Regions from separate parts of the Homo sapiens genome. Here region 1 is linked to region 2. Evidence: chromatin contacts called from ENCODE Hi-C or POLR2A ChIA-PET data. All regions are on one chromosome and are shown on one strand. The core of a region is the stretch at or near the end of the contact, and the rest is flanking DNA. Distances in the headings are between cores, read along the strand shown. Region 1 overlaps LOC105378068 (a long non-coding RNA gene). Region 2 overlaps NOX3 (NADPH oxidase 3).

Region 1 (4,929 bases), core at 1,873-4,372, 80 kb before region 2:
CCACATTTTATTTGCCCATTCATCCATTGACGAACATTTGGACTGCTTCTACCTCTTGGCTATTGTAAATGGTGCTACAATGAAAATGTTGCACAAATATCTCTGTGAAATCATTCTTTCAATTTCTTTGGATATATACCTAGAAGTAAGATTGTTGGATCATATGATAATTCTATTTTTGATTTTTTTGAGGAAGTTTCACACTGCTTTCCATAATGGCTGCACCATTTTACATTTTCACCCACAGTACATAAGAGTTTCAATTTCTCTACATCCTTGCGAACACTTATTATTTTCTGTCCTTTTGAAGGTAGCCTTCCTAATGGACAATGGTTGTTTCTATGCTGCTCTATCAACTTTGCCAGCCAGACTTTTGGCAGGGATATTGTACAGCAAGCAATTCAAGATGGAGGATGCTTGAACGATCTCAATTATAGGCTAATAACAGAATTGCAAGGGTTGCAAAAGTCATAAATCTGTACATTCATTTAATTTGAAATGGTGTAATAATGGTGAGTAGTTAAATAGTGGTGCCTTCAGTGTACAGTAGTAGTCATCATTGACGTGACAGCAGCAGCAGCTATGTTGTGAGAAGGAGGTATCTTGGGTCTCCCAGTCCTGTTCATAACACTGTCAAGTCATGGGATAGGGGAAAATACTTAACCACTCTGAGCTCATTTTCCACATTTGTGAATTAGGGATAACAATATCTACTGCACCACACATTGTTGGTATGAGGATTAAATGAAAGTATGTACATAAAGAGTCTGGCACATTATATGCTATCAACAAATGTTAGCTTCTTTACCCTTAATCCCCAAATCCATTTCTCATGCAAGTTAATATATTGAGAGATCAAGACCTGAATTTTTAATAAAATGCTGATACGAAGTTTCAAGAGACATTTAGCAGCTACTGTAATTTTTAGGAAGGCTTTTCTATGGTAGTCTGTACCAGGCATTCAGCCTGCAGAGACCCTGCATGAAGAGAGGTCTACTCAGGTAAGATTTCAGGAATGCTTCAGGAGAAGAGTTTCCTCCACCATTGGGTTTATTATAAGATGGTCAATCAAAAGTGTTGTTTTGAGTGAACCGTTCTAAAGTCTTAAGCAACTAGGTCTGAGACGCTATACTCTTAAGCTCAAATGGACAGAAAGAAGGCCTCACTCTGGTGTCTTTGATAGTCCACCAGTCCATTCTATTTAATAAATGCAATCCATTTTCAACAGAGCAGACAGAGAGGTTTTCCTAAAACATAAACCAAGTTACATCTCACCTCTACTCAAAACTTTCCAGGGTTTCCTACTAGAATTTGTAAAGCTGCAGAGGCAGGGACTTTTTACTGTTTTTTTTTCTTTTTTTTTTTTTTTTTTTTCATTGCTATAAACACAGTACGTAGAACAGTGCCTGACAGAAAACAAGCCCTTAATACCTATTTATTCAATAAATACACACATGAGTAAAGAAATAAGTAAAGTATTCAAATTGAAAGACTTTCTGCATAGTATCCCTGGGTTCTGCTTGAATGTTGTCTTGCATGTTCTTCTAGGCTTTCTTGACTTCGAATCAAGGATTCTGAAAAGTTGTCACTTCCTCTCTGATGTTTGGATCCATAATCAGTGCAGACATCTCTCCCAAAAGACAGCTGGGCCTGAACATTGTGAACTCCTTTTAACTCTTCTCCCAGAGCAAAGAGTTGCTCCAGTTCAGCCCCCAAGTCAGGGTACAGACTCAGGGCCTCAGTGTTGGGGATGAGCAAGTCTAGGATACAATTAGTACTCTCAACCCATCAAAGATGCTCCTTTCACAGATGGAGGCAAACAAGGGTAAGTTAAATAGTCAATTATCTATAATGTTTTGCTCCTTTTTTATAAATAAGTTTACCCCAAGACTTTGAAGGTTACACTTAACTGTATTGAGTTGTTATAAGTTTGATCAGTCATTTCTCTCTTTGGATAAGATATCCTTGCAAGAGTAATGGCCTATCGGGAAACAATTTTCCCAAACCAAGTAATCTAGCAATAGAATTTTATAGGAACCAATTATGTTCCTGACAGCCAGCGCCCCTAAAATTACTGAATCAGTTAAAGTGTGCTTCAAACCTATAATGTTTAACCAACTCTCTACTTGTGACTAGAAAACTAGACTTTTACACACCCACTGGCAGGCTGTGTGTGTGTATGAGAGAGAGACAGAAAGAGCTCTGAACTGGCTTACCCATTAAGTCAGGAATTAGGGATTCTCATTGGTTTGCCTTCAGATAGTTGAAAAATGATCTGACTAATATTAGCTCTAATCATTGCAACCAAGAAGTCTTAAACTCTACAAATGTATGTGGGTGAGTGATCCAGAATTGTTAAAAATAAATTTATTCTCTAAAAAATATATAAGGAGAGTAGAAAGGCTACTAAAGGATCAATGAATGAAGTAGACAAAAAGGAATTCAATGCCTTTGGAATCTAAAATGCACATATATCGCCTGAGAATCTTGTTAAAAACACAAGTGTTCATCCGCCAGGCCTGAATTGGTACTGGGATTCTATACTTCTCACACTGTTACCTGGGCTGGAGTGCAATGGCACGCTCTCGGCTCACTGCAACCTCCGCCTCCCGGGTTCAAGCAATTCTCCTGCCTCAGCCTCCCAAGTAGCTGGAATTACAGGTGCCCACCAACATGCCCAGCTATTTTTTTGTATTTTTTAGTAGAGACGGGGTTTCACTATCTTGGCCAGGCTGGTCTTGAACTCCTGACTTCGTGATCTGCCCGCTTCACCCTCCCAAAGTGCTAGGATTACAGGTGTGAGCCACTGCACCTGGCCAAGATTCTACACTTCTAACAGGTTCCAGGAGATGCTGATGCTGCTGGGCCAGAGACCACACTTTGAGTAATAGCATTTTAGAACATGAGGACGCAAAAGGCCTAGTTTCACAAGTTGAGAAAGAAGCCATCCACACAATTTAGGTTAAGGCCAAAAGTGATTTTAGAAAGTGCATGACTCATTGTTAGTTCATTGTCATGACCATGATTGCGCTGTAGGAAAGAATAATTATTTGATTAGTGCACTATAATTCAAGTTCCCTTCCTCTCACAAGTGTGAATCATTGATACTTAGTCTGGGGTTGCTGCCTTGAGTCTTCACTACTTGAGTTCAAGAGCTACAGGATGAGTATTTTCTCTTTTTTTCTCACTGCTTTTGTGGACACTGAGGGGATGAGTCTTTTCTTACACTATTTTCACATTTATAGGAAAAAGAAACCGATGAGTATGCAGAAACACTGTATAGTTAAAACTGAGTGCCCCGAATGATTGACATAAATAGGGAGAAGCTGTGACTCATCAGAACAACAAAAGCTTTGTTAGAAGTTTGTCTGTGGACAGGATTTGAACTCGAGGAAAAGCTACAGAGTGTGATGAAGCCCCATAGGAAGGCCTGGAGAAGCTCTGCCCCACTTGCAGCCCTGCAGCTTGGTGCTAACTTGCCTCACACATCGAGTGCCAAGACCCATGCTGGGCCATTGTGATCATCCATGTCTCTCCCCCGGGGAATGTTCAGCATCAGAGGCCATGCATTTGACGACAGGGAACAAAAGAAAGGAGACGATTATGTGAGAAAGCTCTGGTGAAAATACCAAATAAAACCACTGAAAAGAAGTTCTTTGGCTTGCTGAAAATTCAGTACTTGAGTAAAATTCATTTAATTTTGAGCCTTCCCTACAGAGTTCTCTTGGCATGCCCTGTTGTGCTGCAGCAGAAAACAAGGCAAAGTCAGAGTTATTTTCCTCACTGCAGACTGAATAGAAGTTGGAATAAACGTGAGTATATCCAGAAACAGCAAATTCACCCACCTACAGTAAGGAGAAGACTCATAGACCTTTGAATTTGGTGGCTTCAGGGGTTGAAGCTCTGCAATAACAAAATATGAATAATGTGTTTAAATAACAACACATAAATACTATGACCCAACATACAGTTCTAGACACATTTATTTTGGTCATGACATATCAAATAGAATACTAAATTGAAAAAAAATGACTTATTCTTTATTCAACAAGTGTTGAAATCAGTGTGGCTTGCCTGAATATTGCAGGATATTTCTATGGGCAGGGTAGACACTTTGTAATAGGTTGGGCTGGAGCCCTGTAAGTATTGGAATGAAATGGGTGGGAAAAATGAAGGACAAAGGAATGCAGTTATGGAAGAAAGTATAAAGAAACCAAGACAGAAGGCCAAGGATTTAACTTTAGGAAATTTTACACTTAGGGGCAGGTGGAGAGAGAAGAACCATGCAAGATCTAGAAAAGGAGTGGTTGGAAAAAACAGAGGAACCACTAGAATATATGGGCACAGAAGCCAAAACAAGAGAACCGCTCAAGGAAGAGAGGTGTCCAACAGCATTAAATGTTCAATAAAGCTGAAGAAGTATGAGCACTAATAAAGGTTGTCAGATTTCACAGTGGCTGGTCATTACCATGAGTATGAGCTTAATTAGATCCAATGAAAATGAGATTAGAAAGGTACTATGGTTTGGATCTGTGCCCCAACCCAATCATGTCTAATTGTAATCCCCAGTGTTAGAGGTAGGGCATGGTGGGAGGTGGTTCGATCATGGGGGTGGTTCCTTCATGAATGGTTCAGCACCATCCCCTTGGTGCTGTTCTAGTGGCAGAGTTCTCATGAGATCTTTTGGTTTAAAAGTGTGGGGCACCTCCCCTCCAACCCCTCCTCCCGCTCCACCCATGAGAAGGGCTTGCTTCCCCTTCACCTTCCACCATGATTTTAAGTTTCTGAGGCCTCCCCAGAAGCTGAGCAGATGTGCCATGCTTCCTCTACAGCCTGCAGAGCCGTGAGCCAATTAAACCTCTTTTCTTTGTGAATTACCCAGTCTCAGATGTTTCTTTATAGCAACGCAAGAATAGACGAATGCCAAAG
Region 2 (4,896 bases), core at 2,339-4,838:
GTATCTCCCCTGGTGTCTATCAAGTCACAACAATTCTGAATTTAGCGGTTGGTATATCTTTAGCTCCAAGCCAAGATTGCTGTAAAATTAGGATCAGATCTAAGAGGAAAATAAAATGTTTAGACAAACAAAATCGGCATAAGCAGTTTTCTCTCTGAGAATGCCTGAGATAAATAAAATATTCCACTTTGTATGTTCTACCTTGTGAAAGAAAACAAAATGGAGGTAGCGAGAGCAAGGGAACATGTAAGACATGAACTTTAAAGTGTGTGACAAATACTGGAGAGAATAGTTTTTACAAATTCCCTCAGAAGCTGCCTCTTGAAAACCATCTGGGGCTTTCTCGTACTCCTTCATTAGTTTCTTCAGCTCTGTTATGGGAGACCTGGCAACAAGAATAAGTAAATAGTTTAATATCTTTGTTCATTCAATCAACATACTTAAATTTAGTTTAACAGTGTCAAATTCTCATGTGGAAATCAATCTAACAGAAAACAAATTGCAATCAACAACTCATTACAGAGAAGAAGAACGTTATAAAATATAAAGCCAGGCGTGGTGGCTCACGCCTGTAATCCCAGCACTTTGGGAGGCCAAGGAGGGCAGATTGCCTGAGCTCAGGAGTTTGAGACCAGCCTGGGCAGCATGATGAAACCCCATCTCTACTAAAAATTAGCTGGGCATGGTGGCGTGTGCCTGTAATCCCAGCTACTTAGAGGCTGAGGCAGAAGAATTGCTTGAACCCGAGAGGCAGAGTTTGCAGTTAGCTGAGATCGCGCCATTGCACTCTGGCCTGGGTGACAGAGGGAGACTCTGTCTCAAAAAAAAAAAAAAAGTTATAAAATATAAAAACTTATCCTGCAAAAAAGAAGTTATAAAATATAAAAAACGTATCCTGCCTTCTCTTTCTGACTATCATATATGGATTATGCAATGGTAAACACATCAGTTAACTTGGTCCGAAGCTCAGTTTCTATTTCTGTAAATTGGGAACAGCTTCACTCCCTGTCTGGAGTGCCCTAGTCTATGGAGAGAGAATTAAAGAAAGCTAGGAGGAGAGGAGTAAGGGTCAAGGGGCAGAATATAAAAGGAGCATTTACACCAACCTACAATGAGGACTCCAAATGTTGTGATCAGCCAGAAGCCTTAGAAACGGTTGGACTCTAGATTAAAGACACCAGGTAAACCATTCAGAGTTTTATCTAAGCCCATAGAAAAAACTAGTTTTCAATTAAAAATCAGGTATGATAATTGCTCATTAGTCAAACGAAGCAATACAGCTTGATGGTCAAAAGATGGGGCACCGAGTCACGCAAATCACTAAACCACTTTCATCACGAATCAACAGCAAATTCCTTAACTCTTTGAATACTGGTCTGTCGAATGAGAAGAAGGCTGATACCTGAGGAGGGTTAAATCAGGTAATATGCCTACAGCATTTACAACAGTGTCTGTTGTATAGTAAATATTCAATATGTTTGCTATGAGACGTACTACCTGCTTTTTAAAGACGTCGAGATAATTATCAGAAAACAGCAATTAGGAATACTGGACAATGTTTGTGTTCAATTTAGCAAATAGTTTCCATTTTGCATGTAGCATATTGGAAAAGACTCCTGCTAGATAAGCCTTTCCAGCTTTGTGGATGCTGAGGCTAAACAAGGCAGCACCTTCATAGACATGGCTGTATATTTTGACAAAGCACCTAGGGAGGAAACATAGTACTTCGTGGGTGCTAACCTCTCTGAAGCCATAAGGAAGCAGTAAACATCACGATGCGGAAACACTATCGAGTGCTTTGCCTTCTTGGGTGAGCCTCAACCTGAAGTATATTTGACTTGATTTTCAACTTAAAGGCTAAAGAAAAATGTGCAATATATATATATTATATATATATATATAGCATATATATATTATATATATATAGCATATATATATTATATATCTATAGCATATATATTATATATCTATAGCATATATATAATATATATATATAGCATATATATATATATATGTATATGTCAGCAGAGAAAACACTACTCCAACAAGGTTGTATTTATAGATTGATTTTCCTACCCTTTCATTACCCCTTCTACCTTTCTTTAATCTCATTGTCACTAAGCAAATAATTGTCAAATACAAACTGGTGCTGAGGTTTCAAGGATGAATAAAGTCCATCCTTGAGAAGTCAAAGTTCATCAGGGGTGCAGGGATAAATAGATACTGCAACAGTAATATCTGAGAAATGCTATGGTCATACTATCATTTGTGCTGGTGAAATTGAAGAATGTGTGATAGAAGTCAACTTTTGAAGTGAGTTGTAAGGCATGCGTAGAAAATTTTGCAAATCAGAAAAGGGAGTGATAGCAGGAACTCAGGTGACAAAGAAAAGAGGTTGCATAGAAGATAGCATTTCTAAATAAATCTGCTCCTAGGACCACAGGGACCAAAATGACACGAATATTCTCAGAAGTTCTTGCTGTTTCTTTTTCCCCATCACATCTTCTTCCACACCTCAACCCACAATGTACAACCACGGAGGATCCCGTAACTCACTCACAACCTGTATAGACTTTATGATAGTCATAGGCCCTGCTACTTCTCACTGTGGGTGCAGAAGAAAAGAAGATATCAACTGGGAAATTATCTATACCCCGGGCAATGAATTCTCATTTCACACACGAATCTGATCCCAATGGCAGTTATCAACTGGCCACCCAGCGGGAGTTTCATTTGCAGGAAAAGCATCGGTATGTTGTTGTCTAGCTGTGACTGCTGGCTTCCCAACAGATTTGGAAAGAGCAGCATCAGACACAGAATCCTCAGGCCAGACGATGCTGGGTTCTTAAGCTTGTTCTCTTCATTTAGAATTTAGACACCACCAAGTCCCAGAATTAGAAAGCTCCATTTACTTCTTAAGAATATACAGAAGGTACATTTAGTTCCATAAATAATGGCTTATTTCAATCCACCAGAAATAACACATGCAAATTTATGTGTGAATGTGTATGTGCAGGGGTATATATACATATAGAGTAGTCCCTCCTTGTCTGCGGGGTATACATTCCAAGACCCACAGCAGATGCCTGAAACAGGGGATAGTACTGACCCCGACTGCCATCCATCAGAACATGTTCCTTTTCATGTCTTCCACCCACAAATGTAATGCTTTTTTCATCATAAATAAGCACTTATCATGCATTGTGGCTGTAACTTTTGCAGTTTGAGGTGTGACAGCGAAACTAGCACAAATGTCTTTTTTCTTCTTCACAATTTCAGATAGAAGATTTGTTCTTACCGTAGATCTTAGCAACTTCCACATACAGTTTTTTTCCTTTCCTTATTAAGTAGAGAACTTTCACCTTTTCACTTAAAGGAAGCACCTGATGGCTTCCCTTTGGTGTAGCCGAATTGCCAGCATCACTACTTTTCCGCTTTGAGGCCATTTTTAAGTAAAATAAGGATGACTCGCACACAAACACTGGGATACCGTGACAGTTGATCTGATAACCAAGAGGGCTACTGGATATGCTGGACAAAGGGATTATTCACATCCCAGGTGGGACAGAGCGGGATGGCATGAGATTTCATCATGCTACTCAGAATGGCATGCAGTGTAAAACACAAATTGCTTATTCCTGGAATTTTCCATTCAATATTTTCTGATTGTGGTTGACCTCAGGTAACTGAAACTGGAGAAAGTGAAACTTTAGACTGGGGGGACTACTGTATACTAAAATGTGGAAAGGAATAAACAGAAAATAGAGTGGCTGAAAGAGAACAAAAACAATATCTCTCCTGGTATCTATCATTTACATTATATACATACATATCAGCATGTATAATGTACAGTATTCTAGAATAATGCTTTCCGATTTCTTAAGAAGTTATATATACTTGTTTCTTTTAGAATTATTTCATATATAATTATGCTGAGATATCATAACATTTATTCCACTTCCATGATAACTATACACTTTAAATTATGATGAACTGAGATTTACTTTATTTATTAATATAACTTAAATAAATGTGGAGATTTTTGTACAGTATCATATACATACATATCAGCATGTATAATGTACAGTACTCTAGAATAATGCTTTCCAATTTCTTAAGAAGTTATATATCATTATTTCTTTTAGAATTATTTCATATATAATTATGCTGAGATATCATAACATTTATTCCACTTCCATGATAACTATACACTTTATGATGAACTGAGATTTACTTTATTTATTAATATAACTTAAATAAATGTGGAGATTTTTGTACAGTATCTTTGGAAGTATTCAATCCACTCCACTCAAAGCACTGGGAAAGATGTGTAAATACATCACTTTTCCTTGGAGATTACAAAAACCAGAACAGAGAAACTTGAGCACAGAGACACTGTATTTTTTAGTAACTAGGGAGAAAGCAAGCCACAGGGTGCATGTTTGGTGTCATCTCCTTGTCCTAGCCATCCACATCGTGGCGCATTTCTTCAACCTGGAACGCTACCACTGGAGCCAGTCCGAGGAGGCCCAGGGACTTCTGGCCGCACTTTCCAAGCTGGGCAACACCCCTAACGAGAGCTACCTCAACCCTGTCCGGACCTTCCCCACAGTGAGTTCCTGCATGCTAACAAGCTTCTCCCCTGAAAAATCCGTCCTTTTCCAGTCCTCTAATCAGGAACGCTATATTGAAAAGCTTTTAATAAAAGAGCTGGAGAATGAATTTATATGTGAATTTGTTTTCAATTTCACATTTTCTAAAAAGTTATTTTTTTCTCATTAATGTTGCTGGGAAGTTATGAGCAAGGAGAAAAAGATATGTCACCTAATTAATTTATATATATATACACACACACACTAGAAACGCAGTAACCTGTTAAATTCCTAATATTTTAAA

What was found. A loop is a pair of places that touch in the nucleus more often than their neighbours do. ChIA-PET counts read pairs that join two places held with the same protein, here RNA polymerase II (POLR2A). Pooled maps may share reads with other maps.
Region 1: a loop to region 2 is called in a pooled map, with 9 times the contacts of the local background. The contact joins two enhancer-like sites. A Hi-C loop is called at or near these places in 1 of 168 maps with a recorded cell type or tissue (HepG2) and 4 of 50 pooled maps. POLR2A ChIA-PET finds 5 or more read pairs at or near these places in 3 of 52 experiments (A673, MCF 10A and activated T-cell).

The regions. Positions count from the first base shown.
Region 1 is chr6:155,522,509-155,527,437 of GRCh38, reverse strand. It overlaps LOC105378068 (a long non-coding RNA gene), which reads right to left. Exons shown (of 3, transcript NR_134597.1): 3 at 1,420-1,800. Among named protein-coding and RNA genes, the nearest start is that of NOX3, 69 kb to the right of the region's middle. RefSeq lists an enhancer at 3,206-3,782. Within about 2 kb of position 3,122, at least 3 of the 41 ENCODE cell types and tissues checked have a DNase peak (open chromatin) inside an H3K27ac peak, as active enhancers do.
Region 2 is chr6:155,442,988-155,447,883 of GRCh38, reverse strand. NOX3 (NADPH oxidase 3) reads left to right here. Exons shown (of 14, transcript NM_015718.3): 5 at 4,466-4,611. Among named protein-coding and RNA genes, the nearest start is that of NOX3, 10 kb to the left of the region's middle. Within about 2 kb of position 3,588, at least 2 of the 41 ENCODE cell types and tissues checked have a DNase peak (open chromatin) inside an H3K27ac peak, as active enhancers do.